Regions from separate parts of the Homo sapiens genome. Here region 1 is linked to region 2. A link is a loop called in an ENCODE intact Hi-C map of the cell type or tissue named here. Cell type or tissue: heart right ventricle. All regions are shown on one strand. Each heading gives the region's core, and the rest is flanking DNA. Links, peaks and the distances in the headings are about the cores only. Region 1 overlaps ANO2 (anoctamin 2). Region 2 overlaps ANO2 (anoctamin 2).

Region 1 (8,334 bases), core at 129-8,128, 130 kb after region 2:
GAGTAGCACCTCCTCCAAGAAGCCTTTCTGGACTTCCACAGCGAGCCCTACCAGTCTCCCTGCTCATTACTCTTCTGTGCTCGGCAGGGTCATGTTTGACCATGGGCATCATTCCACATCTGACTCTTTTAGCTTCAACCAGACTCTGAGCTCCATGGGGACAAGGATCCAGGCCCTGTGACTCACTGTGCTCCTTCCTGCATCCAACTCAAAGCAAAGCCCAGGGTAAATCTTCAATAAAAATGAGGGTGGGCATCATCTCCAATAACATGACAAAGAGAAGAATTTCCCTCTCCAACCCCTGCTGGGTCAAAATTCTGTCTGAGATCTCTCTGTCCTTATCTCTAGGCCTCGGCCCTATCCCGATGCCTCATGCATGGCACCCCTCAGTCAACTGCTTGTTTAACCGTTACTCAGGCCAGGACACAAACCAGAGATCACTGAGGGGCCGGGGGAAAGAAGACAAATCACAAGTAGAGGGGAAATGATGAGGCGGATGTGTCCCTCATGTGACGGGGACTGTCCTCACATAGCCATGGTGCTGAGAGTGTTTTCTGCAAGACGAGAGTGGCTTCCCTGAGACACCTGCCCCCTTTCAGCTGATAACTTCAAAACCAATAATCATGATAAAAATAATCAGGACAATAAGGTATAACTCGTTCTCAGGAAACTTGAGTAAGGCTTACCTGGCCCTAGGAAGAAACATAACTACTGCCTTGAACCACTGTGAAATCAAGCTCCTCTGAAGAAAGGCAGGAGCCCTCCCCACACCATCAGCCCAAGAATACTGTCACTCTCACTAAACGTGTGTGTCTCAGGAGATGAAGAGAGTAAGTACCAAAGACTTGTTTTGACACTCAGCCCACCATGGCACCAGGGACAACAGAGGGGAAAGTAAAAAGGCAAATGTGCAGAGCAATCCATCTGCAGAGAAGCCTGGGGAGGAAGGTGTCTTTAGGGTACCTGCTGTGCATGGCAGGTTCATTACACCCCAAGCCAACAGGACTCTGACCATTCTGAGAGGCCTCTAGAGAAAGGAAGTCCACAGTGTTTCCTGCTCATCTGGATCCCTGCCCTTCCAGAGGTGCTTTCCCCCAGCCCAGGGCAGTGGGGGAAACACGGAGACCAGGTCCTGGTGCCAGCTCTGCCACTTCTCATCTTTGGCACCTTGGCAACGTCACACCTGAGTCACCCCAGGGCTCTGCCTTCTGCTTCCCTATACAATGACAGCATTGAACTATGAAGGTTCCCTCCCGCTGAAAGATCCTGTGACTTCACAAAGGGCAGGAATTCTCTCAGCACCTTAGCATGAAGAACTAGCCTTAATCATTCTACTGCAAATGTACTTTGATGGGCTGCAAAGCTCCAGCCTCCTGGGAGAACCCAGAAATGAGCTAGAACACAGAGTCACAGAGATTTCCACCATCTAAATAGAACTGCATCTTTTCTTGTCTTCTTTCCTTAAAGGTCCCTCCCTTCTTCTCATATTCTAAAACTTGAAGGGATCAAAGGTCCTACTCAGGATGAGGTACCTCCCTGCTGAAAGAGAAATGCAGCACATCCCAGCTGCTGAATGCCAGTATTTATTGAAGTTTGGTACTTGCTATCCTAAACAAGGTGGCCACATGCAGTGGCGCAGGTCATGCACTGCACAAAGGTGCTATTTCAGGGGGGCACTACCATGGAGAAGATAGTTTATATTCAATAGCATATTTACTATGATCGTTTTCTGGAAGATGGCAAAGTGTTTTGATCTAACAGAATCAGTATATTAAGTAATTTCAAAAAAACTGATTTTTTTATTAAAAAAGCAACTTGAGGAAGGGAGGCCTTTTTCTAATTGGCATAAAGGCACCACATGGGCTCTCCACGGCCCCAGTCGTTAGCCTGGATGCCGACTCACAGGAAAACGGCCATAGAGAGATGGGAGCACTTAATGGTCTCTCTACTGCCCCAAAGCAAAACCTACAGTCAAAAATGGAATCTACAAAAGTCATCTACATAGGTTGTAAATCGGACACATAGGCCCAAGCAGAATCCCTCCTGGGGATATTTATATTTTTTGAAGGTCAAATAAAAGAATAATTTCTTAAAAACTGGGTCCTTATTTTGCTCATCACTAAGTCCCAAGCACTTGGACACCTCACACAGTGTCCAAGTGTCCACATGACATTCTATACCTAGAATAGAGTATGCACTCTAAACAAGGGGTTCCCAAACTGGTACCAGTCTGAGGCCTGTCAGGAACTGGGCTGCATAGCAGGAGGTAAATGGCAGGGAAGCAAGCATCACCACGTGAGTGCCACCTCCTGTCAGATAAGCAGCAGTATTATAACTCACAGGAGCACCGACCCTATTGTGATCTGTGCACGCAAGGGATCTAGGTTGCATGCTCCTTATGAGAATTTAATGCCTGATGATCTGAGGTAGAAGTTTCATCTCAAAACCATCCCCCTACCCACCAGTCCATGGAAAAATTGTCTTCCATGAAACCAGTCCCTGGTGCCAAAAAGGTTGGGGACCACTACTCTAAACGGTTTGATGGGATAAGCAAAACCAATGGATACAAACTCTGCTGTTTTTGCTTATGTCAGAAACCTACTGGTGGGGAGTGCAACCATCCATGTCTCCTAAACTCATAGCCCAGAAAGAGACCCTCTGTGGTTGGGCTGGAAAGTCCAGCTTGTCCTACTCAGAATCTTTCACAGGCCTTCCCACAGCACATGCTCAGGAAAGCTGCATGAATGTTTCTGAGACCAGAGAAAACTGGAAATGTACAATCTTCTAACTTCTTTTTACTCATCCTGCAACCCACAGAGTCAGAGAAGCAGTCCAGAAACTAGCTCTAGGATGTCAGCCAGCTCTTAATGGGGACAGGTAAACAAGACAGGAGCAAAATGTATTTTCCATTGTCCTTTTTCCCTCTCGTGACCCCCAGCTTTTCCCCAGAGCTCTCCATAGGATCGCGCACCTGCTCTGGTCTCACTTTGACCAGTCTATGTCCTGGGCATCCAGAGAGCAAGTACCAAAAACTCATCTTCATCCTGGCTTACCTGTCATTCAACCCACATCCTTTCCAGGTAAAGAAGTCCTTGGGATGGCCCCAAGGAGCTCATAGTCTAACCCAGGGTCCCTCACTCAGGGAATACCACATGGCTGTTTTTCAATCTATGATGAGCAACCCTTTTAAGGTACTGGAGGCTGATGAATATCTGACCCCACCCAGCTCTACTGTGACAGGGGCTTCGAAGGCTTCACCTCAAATCAGTGACTAACAGCAGATATCAGGCCCACTAGGAGGTCTAGGGGCCTTTCTGAAGAGCCTCAAATCATGCTACCTACATGCTGTTTGCACAAACCACTCAGTTCTACGTTTTAGAAGAGTGCACTTAATAGTATCGAAAATTACATCTTAATTTTTTTTAAATATGCTACCTGGACCTCCATTTCAGCCCACTAAGAGAGCCAGCCCTACTAGAGGTCTAGAAAATCTTTCTAAATAGTCCTTTTTCTAGGAAAAAGATATGCCCACGGTTCCGGGAGGAGACATGGTGTAATGCAAAGGAATGGGCTCTGGAACCTGTCAGCCCTCCAAGTTCCTATCTTTGTCACCTACAGAGTTACTTAACCAGGCTGAGCCCTGGTCCACAGAAAGGAAAAATAACACCTTTCATGGGACCATTGTGAAGATCCAGCGTGCAGAGATGTGGGAAACACTGCTCCCTGGTGTACATGTGGCAGGTGCACATATATGTTAGTTTCCTTCAGCAATAGGGGACTGTTTGCACTGGGGGCTCTCTTTGTTTCAACATTTGGTAACCTGGGCTAGATAGCACTCCATCCTTATTTGCAAGGCTACTGTAAATCACTAATTTCCATATTGTTGTAAATAAAACCAGATAAAGACGGAGTGAGGGCTGAGCAGTTTATAAGCCCTACCAGAATTATAACTTTGTTACTTTTGCCTAAAGCAGCTCTCTCTCTCTCTCTCTCTCTCTCTCTCTCTCTCTCTCTCTCTCTCTCTGTCTGTCTCTCTCCCTTTCTCTCTTTCTCTGCACCTGGTGTCCCCAGGCTCTTGAACTCTGGCCTCATGTTGCTCTCTGGCACTGTCACTAGGCCGGCGAAGCCACTGACTCAGGACAACCCATGGGTTGCTGTGCAGATGACAAATGAATCTGGGACTCTGTGGGCAAATAGCATCCAACTCACTTCACACTCTATGCCCTACTACACTCCAGGACCCGTCCACATCCCCAACCCGTCCCTGCCTCGCTGGAGGAATTTGGGCTGGGGCCCATCCAGCAGGCTAGAGGAAGCCAAGGAGAGCCTGCTTAAAGCCTGAAAGAGGCTGGGAGGAGCATGTCCTGGCGATTAAGGATGGGCTGAACTGGAGAGTCCTCTCTGGCTGCTCTTGCAGTCTTTCCGTCAACACGTCAGGACAAATGAGGTGTTTCTGTCAATCACTGAAGATGCATGGCACCCCGACTGAATCCTCCCTGAGCTAATGGGGCTGCTTGGGAGACATTCAGCATTGAAAGAAGCTCTTTGTGCAGGGGTGGTGAAGTGTTTTGCAGGAAAGCCTCAGCAGGTGGCCACAAAGAATGTGACAACTGCACCTGGGAGCTGCAAAGCCCCTCCAGGGCTAGTGGCAGCCTCGCAGTCCTTTAGAGGAGCCTCTCAGCTCTAGGGACACCAGCCAGAGCTGATGTACCCCAACCCAACCAAGAGACGCGCAGAGAAGCCCAGACCTCCCATCTGCATACTTGGGCAGACCAGGATAGAGGCCTCAATGCTCAGTGCTTTTACACACATCTGTGGAGTCCTCAGTATGAACAAGGAGGAACTCAAAGAGCTGGACCAGACACAGACTTTGCCCTCAAACAGCTTTTAGACTGGGGAATCATAAAAGAGGCTAGGAAAAAAGACCAGGAGGCTGACAGCTACAGAAAATTTACAAAAGAGAGGCTGTGAGGGATGGAGCTTGAGCTTCCCAGCTCTTTCTCCTAAAGAGCTAGGCCACAAGGTAAGAGTCCCAGGGCTCAGTTCACAACCAGGGAAGAGCACCCTGGCTTAGGTCAGGACAGGACTGAGACCTAATCTGCCCAATTCACTAGCTGAGTGAGCTTGGGGAAGTCACGTCCCTTCCTCTCCCTTCTCTTGCCCTATGCAGGCAAGAGCTTGGATTAGAGGAACCCTGAGGGCCTTCCCAACTCCAGAGCTGCAGGCTTCTTTGGTGCTTCATATTCAATCACTTTTATCACCTCAACAGGGCCTCAAATCCATACAAGCCTCTCTGTTGTCACAGCCTCTTGCTCCTTGCTTGACTCTGTCCCCACTCTGCCTTTCTGTGCAGCTGCGAGCGTGCACCTCTGGGCTCTCAGCTCTCTCCAAGCACCCCGTGCCTCATGCGACTTGCTGTGCCTTCTGGCATCCGCTTCCCAATCAGAAACCTCACACATGTCTGCAAAGCTCCCCCCAGCCAGATCCTCCAGCTCATCTTCCTCTGAACTGTGTTAGTTGTACATATGGAAATCCAGAGAGCCTCCAAGGATTAGAGTCCACGTCTTTTTTTATTTGGAACTCTTACCTGCCGACCCATCATCAAGGACAGGACTCAGCACACTTTTTCTGTAAAGTGCAGGCCACGTGGTTTCTGTCACAGCTACTCAACTCTGATGTTGAGTCACAAAAGAAGTCATAAACAATATATAAGTGAATAAGTGTAGGTGAATTCTGGTAAAATTTTATTTACAAAAGTAGGTGGGAAGCTGGATTTGGCTTGCAGGCCACAGTTTGCTAACTCCTGCTCTAGGACAGGCTTTACTGATAGACATATCTGCACCTGGCCCCTCTCTCATCACTGAAATTGTTTACATGTCTGTCTGCTATACTGGACTTCCTGAAGGCCAGCTCTGTGTCTTTTACCTGTTGAACCCCAGTGTCTGATACTGTGCCTTATATATAATAGGTGTCCAATAAATGCTTGTCCTCTTAATGCCCTGATCTGATAGTACCTGTTTCACGTCTCACAACCTAAGGAGATCATCACTAGGACAGACCATGAGATACTAAGAAGCACAGCAAGAAGATCCACCCACACAAGTTTGGATGATACCTGCCAGAGATTGCAGGGGAACGCAAGCTGGCCTGCTGGCCTCAGCACTGCTCTTAAAGGGTACTCCTTCCTGCTACATCAAAAGGCACATGAACTGATCAAAAGTTTGGACCAGACACTCCAGCTCCTGGATCCATTCCTCCATCTCCTCCCACACTAACCATCCCCGACTGATGGCCCTCCAAGGACTGGGATCAACCAAAGAAGGCAGCCATCTGTGGGAGCTTCCAGGCTCTTTAACCTTGAACCTGTAGCAGATGCCTAATAACTACCACTAACGCATTCATCATGCTGCACCGGTGACGGTCACCATCAAACACATCAGGCCGCTTGGCTCTCTCAGTATTCTTGTGATTAAGTGCAATGATCTCCAGTATACACAAGAGCAGACTGAGCTCAGAGAGGCTATGAATTGTTCAAAATCACTGCAGTGAGCAGCACAACGTGGCCACTAGAAAAAGATGATAAGTCCTAGGCTACATCTAGAATGACGGAGAGGAACAGCCCCTCTATGACTGGTTCATTTCAAGAGGTCAGGAAAATCAGAGCTCATTCAGAGAAGAGAGATGAGAAAGCTAAAGAACTCAAGCCCATAGCCAATGAAAAACGAATGAAGGAACTTGAGGTATTTTACCGGGTAGAGAGAAGGCCAGGGCAAAGATGTGAGAGAAGAAGGATGGTATCTGGCTTCAAACTGCCACTGCAGACTTAGTCGCTGTGGTGCCAAGGGGCAGGGCCAGCCCAGCTGAGGAGGAAGGAAGCATCCCCCTCAGTCTGCTATTCTGGCCATGGCCCAAATACCCATTGAAATTAAGTCCTAGAATATGATGGGGTTCTTAGAGCATTATTTTAATTACTTCACCTGCCTTTTTGGAATAAGACAGTATTTCTCCACATCTTCTTATAAGACCGTATTTCTCCACATCTGTCTTATTCCAAAAAGGCAGATGAAGTAATTAAAATAGTGCTCTTAGAACCGCATCATATTCTAGGACATAATTCCAACAGATGTGGAGAAATATGAATGCTTTTACACTGTTGGTGGGAGTGTAAATTAGTTCAACCATTGTGGAAGACAGTGTGGCAATTCCTCAAGGATCTAGAACCAGAAACATCATTTGACGCAGCAATCCTATTACTGGGTATAAACGCAAAGGATTACAAACCATTCTACTATAAAGACACATGTACTTTTATGTTTATTGCAGCACTATTCACAATAGCAAAGATTTGGATCCAACCCAAATGCCCATCAATGATAGACTGGATAAAGAAATTGTGGCACATATACACCATGGAACACTATGCAGCCATAAAAAAGATGAGTTAATATCGTTTGCAGAGACATGGATGAAGCTGGAAACATCATTCTTAGCCAACTAACACAGGAACAGAAAACTAAACACTGCATGTTCTCACTCATAAGTGGGAGCTGAACAACGAGAACACATAGACACAGGGAGGGGAACATCACACTCTGGGACCTGTCAGGGGTAGGGGGTTAGGGGAGGGATAGCATTAGGAGAAATACCTAATGTAGATGACGGGTTGATAGGTGCAGCAAACCACCATGGCACATGTATACCTATGTAACGAATCTGCAGATTCTGCACATGTATCCCAGAACTTAAAGTATAATTTTTAAAAAAGACAGTAAATAAACATTCTTTCATCAATTCCCACTTTAAAGTAAAGAGCAAATGGTTATTGAAGTGGGTTGAGTAGCGCCCTTACCCTGAAAAATTCATGTCCATGCAGAACCTCATAATGTGACCTTATTTATGGAAGAGGTTTTGCAGATAGAATTTGTTTAGATGAGGTCATAGTGGATTAAGGTGGCCCTAAACCTAATGACTGAGGTCCTTATAAGTAGAGGAAAGGATACACAGAGACACACAGAGAGAAGAAGGCAATGTAAAGATGGAGGCAGAGATTGGAGTGAAGGACTGCCAGTAGCCATAGGAAGCGAGGAGACGGCCATGTGACGATTCTCCCTCAGAGCCTCCAGGAGGAACCCACCCTGCTGGCACTTTCATTTTGGACTTCTGGATTTTGATTGTTTTAAGCCAAGAAATTTGAGGTAGTTGTTCTGGGAGTCTTAAGAGAGTTAGCAACTTAGAAATATGATTGGGTTGAGCATTTCATGAAGAGGCAGTGTGATATGGTGGCTAGAAGAACATAACATGAGGGGCCCAGGCTGGGCTCACATCCCCAGCCAA
Region 2 (8,334 bases), core at 216-8,215:
GTTTTACTTGCAGCTACATTATGGTGCACTGATGTGCATGTTTTCATCTGACATGACATTTTGCATACACTGATTTGCATGTTTTTCTCCCTTGGATTTGAGGCCTTTCTCGAGTGGGTGTATTCCCTCCTAACACTGGCTTTGGTCTGGGGATACTAAGAATGGTAGTAAGTCCCTCCTCTTCCTACCGCTCCTTCCTTGGTTCCCGAGGAGGGCTGTGCACACAACAGTGCCCAGAGTGCTGACCGACTGGTGTCTCCATGAAGGGAGGAAGTCAGACTGAAGGAATGATGAGAGGGGCAAAAGAGTCATGGATAGATGAGTCGTGAGGGCAAGGGAGGACCACCATACTGATGGAGAGCAGCTCCCAGTTCTGGGTGCTCATCTGTGCCAGGCACTATGCTACATGCTCTGCATGCACACTCAATCACATGTCACAAGAGCACTGTGGGGTAGGTATTATTTCGCTCAATTTACAGATGAGGACAACGATGCTCAAAGATTAAGTAATCTGCCCAAGGTAACAGGGCACCTTGGTCAAGAGTATTGACTTTAGTGACACAGAGTTAGGTTCACATTTACCTGCCATGGGATCCCTAGCTGGTAAGGAGCAGAACTGAGACACACATTAGGTCTGCCTAGGTCAGTGTCCTTAACCTCTATTCGGAAAAGAGTTCTGAAACCCTGTCTCTTTCCTTCCCTTTTCAGTAGGACTTCACTCTCTTTCCCAACATACCCTGGAGTTTGAAGTCCGACCTACAGGTGAGCCAACAGACTTGGGTCCTGCTGACTAGTATCCCCCAAGACCTCCTGACTCCACACCGCCCCTTCCGCTGCCACCAGCAGCCCAAGTCTCTCTCTATGTACAGCCATTTCTTCCCAGCCTTATTCCCAGCAGACCTGGGCCCTGAACCAGGCCCACCCAGCACAGCACCACTAATCATAATAATCATGGTAATGAGAGGCATTACTATTATTTTTAATTGTAATTTGTAGACAATCTGGCCTAAAGGCTCTTGGCTGCTGTAACTGAATACACAATCACATAAAGCACAGCAAGACTGTCAAAAAACAAAACCAAATCCTACCCTATGCCAGGAAGCTCTGGCGCAATCTCACCCCTGAGTACTTTCCCTGCACTGTGATGTGAAAGGAAGACAGTGGGTCCAGGGGTAGGGTAGGAAATGACTGAGGATCTCGGAAGGGGTGGGAGGTAGCTGTTCATTACAGCTATCAAAGGAAGAGAAGAGGCAGTTGTTGAAACTTGAAACTAGGAAGTACAATTGAAAACCAAGTTTCTCTACAACAGGGGATTATGTGTCCCAAGAAAGTTCTTGAAGGATTATAGACCTGGAGTTATTAGGCTTCAGCAACTCAATGGTGGTAATATCTGCAAGACAAATTATGGGCATTAGAGTTGTAATATAGCAAAAAATGAATACGTATTCTGGGTTCCAAATCAGTTCAGGTGGATCTTGGGGTAATTCCACAATGCTCCTGTTTGATAAGGAGACACAGAGCTGCCAGTGACTTCCCAGGCAACAAGCCCCAACTTCAGTGTGTTCTACCAACCCTGCCTGTGAACAGTCCCAGGAGTCTATGGTCACAATTCCATTTCCTCCTGCTCCCTGCTCCAGCTCTCGATGGGCTGAACACTGCCCGTGTGCTCCCGGGACGCAGCTGCTCTCCCTGATAATAGAGAATAGAGTGTGCCCTGGAAATTTTTATTGGTGGCCTAGCAATATGGGAATCTTTCCAATCAAGTTCTGTCTCCACCCAAGTGAAGGTCCCCACAGGGAATGGAGGAAGGTTGTGTTCTAGTTCTCCTAAGAACCACCGAGAACAGGCCTCTCCCTCTCCTCCTTCTCCTCATACGCTCAGGGACGTGTGACTCAGGGCCCATCCTGGCATATCCTCTGGGCGCCATGGAGTCAGTGATAAATCAAACAGCCTCTGCAGCAGGACTGTGGTCCTGCTGGTCTGTGATCCAATGTGCAAACCAAGGGCCTGCACATTCGGTGATGAGTAAAGGAGCAGGTGGCTACTCAGATGGGCTGACACAGGTTGACTTGGTCCCTTTTCTAATACTCATGGGTGTGTCTTCTTAGAAATGCTCAGTTACCATGGGGTGGTTATCCCGCGTTATTCCAGTTTGTGAGAATAGGCGTGTGTGTGTGTGTGTGTGTGTGTATCTGTGTGTGTTTACAGTCAGCTACCTATGGCTCAGAACAAGTTTATTACCCCATACTCTGGGAGGAAGGGAGGAGGAGAAAAATGAAGGAATTATTTTTTCCTCCACTAATCCCTTTGGTGGGAATACTGAAAGCATTACCCTGGCATTAAATATTAAATTAAACAGTGCAGGGACAGTACAGTCTACACTCATGATGCCCTAACAATCGCACTGAACAGGAGTCAGGAGACCAAATCTCAGCCCACCTTTCCCATGAGCTAACTCTGTGACCACGGCAGTCACTCCACCATTCTAAGTATTGTGCTGCACGATATCTACAATCTTACCTAAGTCAGTGCACCTGCAGGAGTCTTACAGGTGTGCTAGGAGTTTTCAAAACAGGCATTGGTTCAAATTCTGAATAAATCACACATGGGGCTAGTACATGGTTAGCATGACTACATCTGAGAGAAAACAGATAAAGACATGAAGGATATTCCTGTTTCTATTCACACATATGAGTAAAGAAAAGAAAAGTGTCATCCTTAAAATACTTCTTGTGATGGGAAGAAAAAATGCGAAAGTAAGTAACCTGAAGGGGATGAGCTTTACAGCTTGGTCACTGTGCCCATGTAAAGGAACCACCCATATAAGCAAGCCTGGTGATGGCCACATACCCCACAGAGCCATGAAGATAGAGAAGAAGACGGTGGCAGGGTTGTCAAACAGGTGGCTGGCCTGCGCGGTCCCACAGGCTGAGCTGAGGTTCCAGTAATCACAGGACTTGTCACACAGGGGACACATGGTGAAGGCATTCTGCTGGTCACACATCTCTCTGCTGCAATAGATGGAGGTTGTTGGGTCAGGTGGAGCTCAAGCATGGTCCACTCCAAGAAAAATACATCCCCCAAATAGCTCCCATTTCCAAATCTATGGTTGAGTTTTTCAACTCCATAAGTAAGGAATGTTAAAGAAGTTAGCATTGTATTCTTCACCTGGAGAGTGTTACTCATACTTTGTTCAAAAACAACAATGAAAAGATGGGATATGGAGCTCCCTGTCACTACAAGTGCCCTGGAAAGTTAGTGAGATCTGTCAGAGACATTGAGCATTAAATGATGCCTCATAAAGTCCCTTCAGAACATCTGGGGTCCATGAGGTTGGTGGAATGGGATGCATCCACAGTTGTGAATAAATCACAGCCTGAAGCTGGATTTCATCATCCATTCTTCAGTCTAGGCTGTTTTTGTAAAGCCTACTGGCTGTCTCACAAACAGGTGATACTGGTCCCAAGTAGAAACAAACACGAGTGTGTGGCTAGACCTGTGCATGCTCTCACCTCCAGAAGGAGAAGTTCTACATGGGGAAGAACGGAGTAGATCTGGGTGGAAAGCCCTTTTCTAAGAGCATGAGCTGGAGAGCCACTTGTAGAATGGAGATTAATAACCTCAACCTAATAAGAATTATTATAACCATGAAATAAGATTAGGGAGAATGAAAGAGCAAGGCAAATTCTTCCAAGATCTAGATTCTTTGATACTTGGAGCATGAACCAAATAATCTCTAATGGCCTGTATTCCAACCTATTCTTAGTGTATTTCCATTTAATGGACTGAGGAATATATTTGAAATTCCATTCATTCGTTAGCTGACTAGCTGTATCCAACAGATTTAGGCTCATATGAATGCTTGGAAATAAGAACCAAAGAATCAGCCCTGACTGACTTTCCCAATAACCCTCTATACCATACACTGATAGGAAAAATGAATGAACTCATCCCTCTGTTGTGTAATATTCTCCCAGGGAGATGGGAGGATGGTTAAGCTCATGGTTCAGGGGGAAAGGGTGGAGAACTTAAGATTTCACGAAAGCAAAGCACTGGCTGTTCTTACAGGGCAGCTGGAGACAATGATGGGGAGGCAGGGGATCCAGCACTGAGAACCACAGCTGTTTCCAACAGAAAGAAGCAGCAGAGGGCGCTAGAGAGCATGGCTCACAAGTGGGAGCCACTGCTAGGGAGAGCAAGCTGGTGCCCTGTGTGCTAAAGCCAGTGCTCAGAGGAAACCTCCAAAGCCAAAGGATGCCTGGGTCTCTTTCCCCCTTCATTAAGAAGTTGAAGGGTGGCAGATTTACTGAGGGCTGCCACTTGCTGTCAAGCCCCAGTTTCTAGGCTTCTGTTTTTAATGAGCTACTAAGTCCACAGGAAGGAAAGGCCTCCTGTGTGAGAGAATGGAAATTGTCGGTCCCTGAGGATAAACCCCAGTTCCTCCACTGACTCGCTGGCAAAGGTCAATAAAAATGACTCATCCACGTCGAAAATATTAAATAGTCATATCTTAATAATACATTCAGCTGTGCTAGTTTCACCTGGGCATGTTCTGCTGGGTGACTAGAGAGCCCAGTTTATGTCTTCTGGGTCAGACCTGTGTTTGCTATGTAGTTGAGAAGGAATTGCTATTTTCAGAGAGGAAAGTACCCCCTTAAAAAACAGATTTACACAGAAAATCACTTGTCTGTATAAATTCTAGTAAAAGACGTTCGCTTTTAAGTCACGTCCAAGAACATATGAGTTCCTCAATGCTGCTCTTCAAGTATATGTGTTAGGGACTTCATTTAACTTAGCGGTTTTTTCTTTTAAGCATGGACTGAGGAGAGACAGAAACCTAGTCAACTGAATCCTAGTTGGAACTAGTCAATGCTAAAAGGTCAGGAATGAAAAACGTATTAGCAGCCAAGCGGGTGCAAAGCACTTTGAAACCTAAGTGCTGTGTAAATTGCTGGTCTTTAAATTAGAGTGCAGGCAACTATCCATCATTTGTACAAGATGGCAGCCACCATGGTATGGATTCTCCTCAAATCATTTAAATGTGAAGTCAGAATGCTTTATATATGTATTGGGGGGTTTTTGATGTAATCAATTTTAACAGAATTCTAGAGGAATTCTGGCTAAGAATGACATCGAAATGACTTTGTATTTTGTGAGAGAGGCTGCCTCTAGACAAGCTGAAAGATGAGGGAAGCCTGCCCAGAATGGAAATCAGGTCTAGGGTATTCACTAAGCTGTACAATACACAGGTTTCTAGTGAGAAGTAACTGTGGCTATAAATCCAATGCTGTATTCCTTTGATTTATTATTTTCTCCAGAAAGCCTAAGAAGCTTGATAAACGGCTTGACAGTCCATTGAACCAAGACCCTAAAGTGAGCAATGTTCTTCAGGGTAAATCATTGCTCATGGATTAGGTGATTCAGAGCCCTGTTAGCACAACGGGAGAAGGTACAAAGAGGCAATCATTCAGGAAATTCAGACTAAACAGCTGCTATTAAGGTCTCAGACCTAAAGTAACCAATCTTTTTTCAATATGGTTTAGATTAATCAGCTTTTTAAAAAATGTCCTAGTGTTCTCTGTTCATGTAAGTGCTTAACAAATGAAATCAATCCCTTGGTGAGTAGAGACAGGGAAGTTCTATAGAGGTATCATGCACGCATGGAAGTATTACTTACAGGCTTATGCTTATATCTCACATATCAAAGTTAAATTACTGGGAATAAAAGGTATCATTTAAAGCTCCACCTCATCAATGTCAGTTTTCTGGTTTTGATGTTGTGCCGTAGTTACATAAGACGAAACCACGGGAGGAAGCTAGAAGAAGTGCACGCTGGGCCCCTCTGTACTATCTTTGCAAGTTCCTGCGCTGTGAATCTAAAATTTTTCAAAATAAAAAGGTTTTAAAAAGTGAGACAGAGTGAATTTCAGGCTTGATGACAAAATTAGCAACCTCTAAAATAATCCCAGGAATACTGTAAGTTTTTAATCACAGTTATGAGTGGCTGAAAGACACAAACCCTTAGAGTATGCATTTCTTTAGATTCAATATTGGTTTTTAGAGAATATCCCTTTGTTTATAAGGAGTGGCATTTTCTGAGTTTCCATCAGACCCACAGAAGTTGGACTTCTGATGAATTTACAATTATGTTTAAAAAACAGTTCCTCTGTTTTTAAAGAAATCTATTAAAATGTTTACTTTTTTCTAGTATTTACACCTTCCTGACTTGCCAGGCCCCATCCTGAGTCTGAAAAAACAACATCCAAAACCTCAATTTTGTAGTAATTTTAAACGTTTTTGACTGTGACCTACAGTTAAAACAATCTGTTACATCAGATTTCAGTATGCAAATACATACCCTCACTCTCACAAACACACTTATAAAAATGAAACAAAATCTAATGAAGCAACACTTACCCATCCTTCTTATAATGAATACTAATATTTATTGCATTCTAGCTTATCTTACCCCATCTTGTTTTAGTCCACTTGAAAGCCCATTAAATTGATTCCACAACCCACCAGTGGTTGTTGTCATATCCACAGTTGTAGAACACCATCCACTCTGACAGGCAATGTGACACATCCGCAGTAACGACTGCATTTTACACTTGAATATCCCTGCACATGCAAGAATGTGTGTGAATGTGGCTGTGTGCATCTGTGTGCAGACATCTATGTGCACGTGCATGAGTGTGTGTGAATGTGGCTGCGTGCATCTGTGTGCAGACATCTATCTGCACGTGCATGAGTGTGTGTGAATGTGGGTGTGTGCGTCTGTGTGTAGACATCTGTGTGCGCGTGCATGAGTGTGTGTGAACGTGGGCTGTGTGCATCTGTGCATAGACGTCTATCGTTGCAGCATGTGCAGACCACGTCCTTTCCAGCTGTAGTGGTTGCTGCCACGTGTATTACCATGTGGGGACCCGGGGCACAAGTTCTAAATCCTGATATAAACCAGCCCACTGGTGCCCCACCCACTGCACTGGCACGGTATGGGGTTTTCCACCCTTGGTCAACCTGAGGCCAGATGTCTAGGGATCACAACTGGCAAGGGAAACCCAAAAGCCATGTTTTCTTAGAACACACCCAGGCAAGCCCACGTGAAGCTACTGAGTTGTGAAGGAGGATATGAGCCCTCCGGAAAACTTCTCTGCTTATTAGAAAAAGCAAAGACTTTGGAACAGGAGGCAACAGAGTTCAACTCCCAGCACTGACAACTATTAGTTGTTGATATTGGACAATTTATGTGACCTCATGTAGCATAAGTTTCTCAATCTCTGTTCAGTGGAAATAATAATGCCTGTTTACGGCGTGTATAACATTGATCTCTTACAGGATCAAAGAAACTAGTTTATAACAATCACCTAGCATTATGCCCCCCACAAGGTAGATAGTTCATAAGTATTAGCTCTTCCCTCATGCCTCATGCTAGATGCACTGGGGAAAACACAGCCCTAATAACCCATCTCCTGTGATAAAGGACCCAGAACTCCCAATCAAGAGCACTTGCCCTCGGCCTCCCTCCCTCCCCTCTCCCCCTTCCTTTTTCCCTTCACCCTCCAAAAAAAAAAAAAAAAAACAAAACAAAACACTTGACAATTGATACTAGAGTTTTATACCAAAAAATCCAAACTCTTGTCTCTTACATCAAGTGATTTAGCTTTATTCTAGATATTGACAATATAATCTTCAGTTGATTTGATTTGCAAACCATTTGCATAGATTGACATTGATTTAGTTTTATTCTAGATATTGACAACATCATCTCCAGGTGATCTGATTTGTGAGACCATTTCTATAGAGTATGCACCAGTAGGCAGGAAGCAGGTGAGCCAGGAAGCAGGTTTCTGCCCACTGATGCACGCATACCCTTCCTAAAATGCACAGTTTCTGGTTTTTTCTTCAGAATGGCCACTACTTTCCCCATTACCACCCCCAACTCTAATGATCCGCCCAGTGTCCTCATCCACCTGCCTATGGAGGGAACATCAAGTTGGTACAAAGCTATCCTGCCCCCTAGCCACAATGAATTGGCCCGGGGCCTCCACCTAAGTCAAACAGAGTCATAGTACTTTTTCACTTGAGACCAATCGAGTATAAAGCTCTAAGGTGTAACACCCATGAGCTACTAGCAGCAATGTTTAATCCAAATGGAGAAAATATGTAGTGTAACCAACAAATGCTAGAAAGAGTCAGAGGCAGGAGATAAATGGAGTCCCTATTCCAGTGCTCCTTGAATGCTTATAATAAATTTTCTTTTTCACTTAATCTAGTTCAAGCTGCATTTCTATCACTTGCATCCAAAAGAATATTAAAACATACTAACCATGC

Evidence for each region. A loop is a pair of places that touch in the nucleus more often than their neighbours do. Peaks named below come from ENCODE experiments on the same cell type or tissue, not always from the same donor. Only the 100,000 strongest peaks of a DNase experiment are listed, where the experiment ranks them.
Region 1: it touches region 2 in a loop (4-fold over the local background); 11 of 110 quality-filtered maps call a loop at or near these places.

The regions. Positions count from the first base shown.
Region 1 is chr12:5,869,223-5,877,556 of GRCh38, forward strand. The region is part of intron 3 of ANO2 (anoctamin 2); the gene reads right to left. Among named protein-coding and RNA genes, the nearest start is that of ANO2, 72 kb to the right of the region's middle. In heart right ventricle, for the core only: a CTCF peak has its summit at 3,723 (motif pointing left); no DNase peak of the experiment used is centred there; H3K27me3 peaks cover 221 bases.
Region 2 is chr12:5,741,307-5,749,640 of GRCh38, forward strand. ANO2 (anoctamin 2) reads right to left here. Exons shown (of 25, transcript NM_001364791.2): 12 at 2,851-3,011. Among named protein-coding and RNA genes, the nearest start is that of ANO2, 200 kb to the right of the region's middle. In heart right ventricle, for the core only: CTCF peaks have their summits at 4,162 (motif pointing right) and 4,363; a DNase peak (open chromatin) is centred at 4,155; H3K27ac peaks cover 2,644 bases.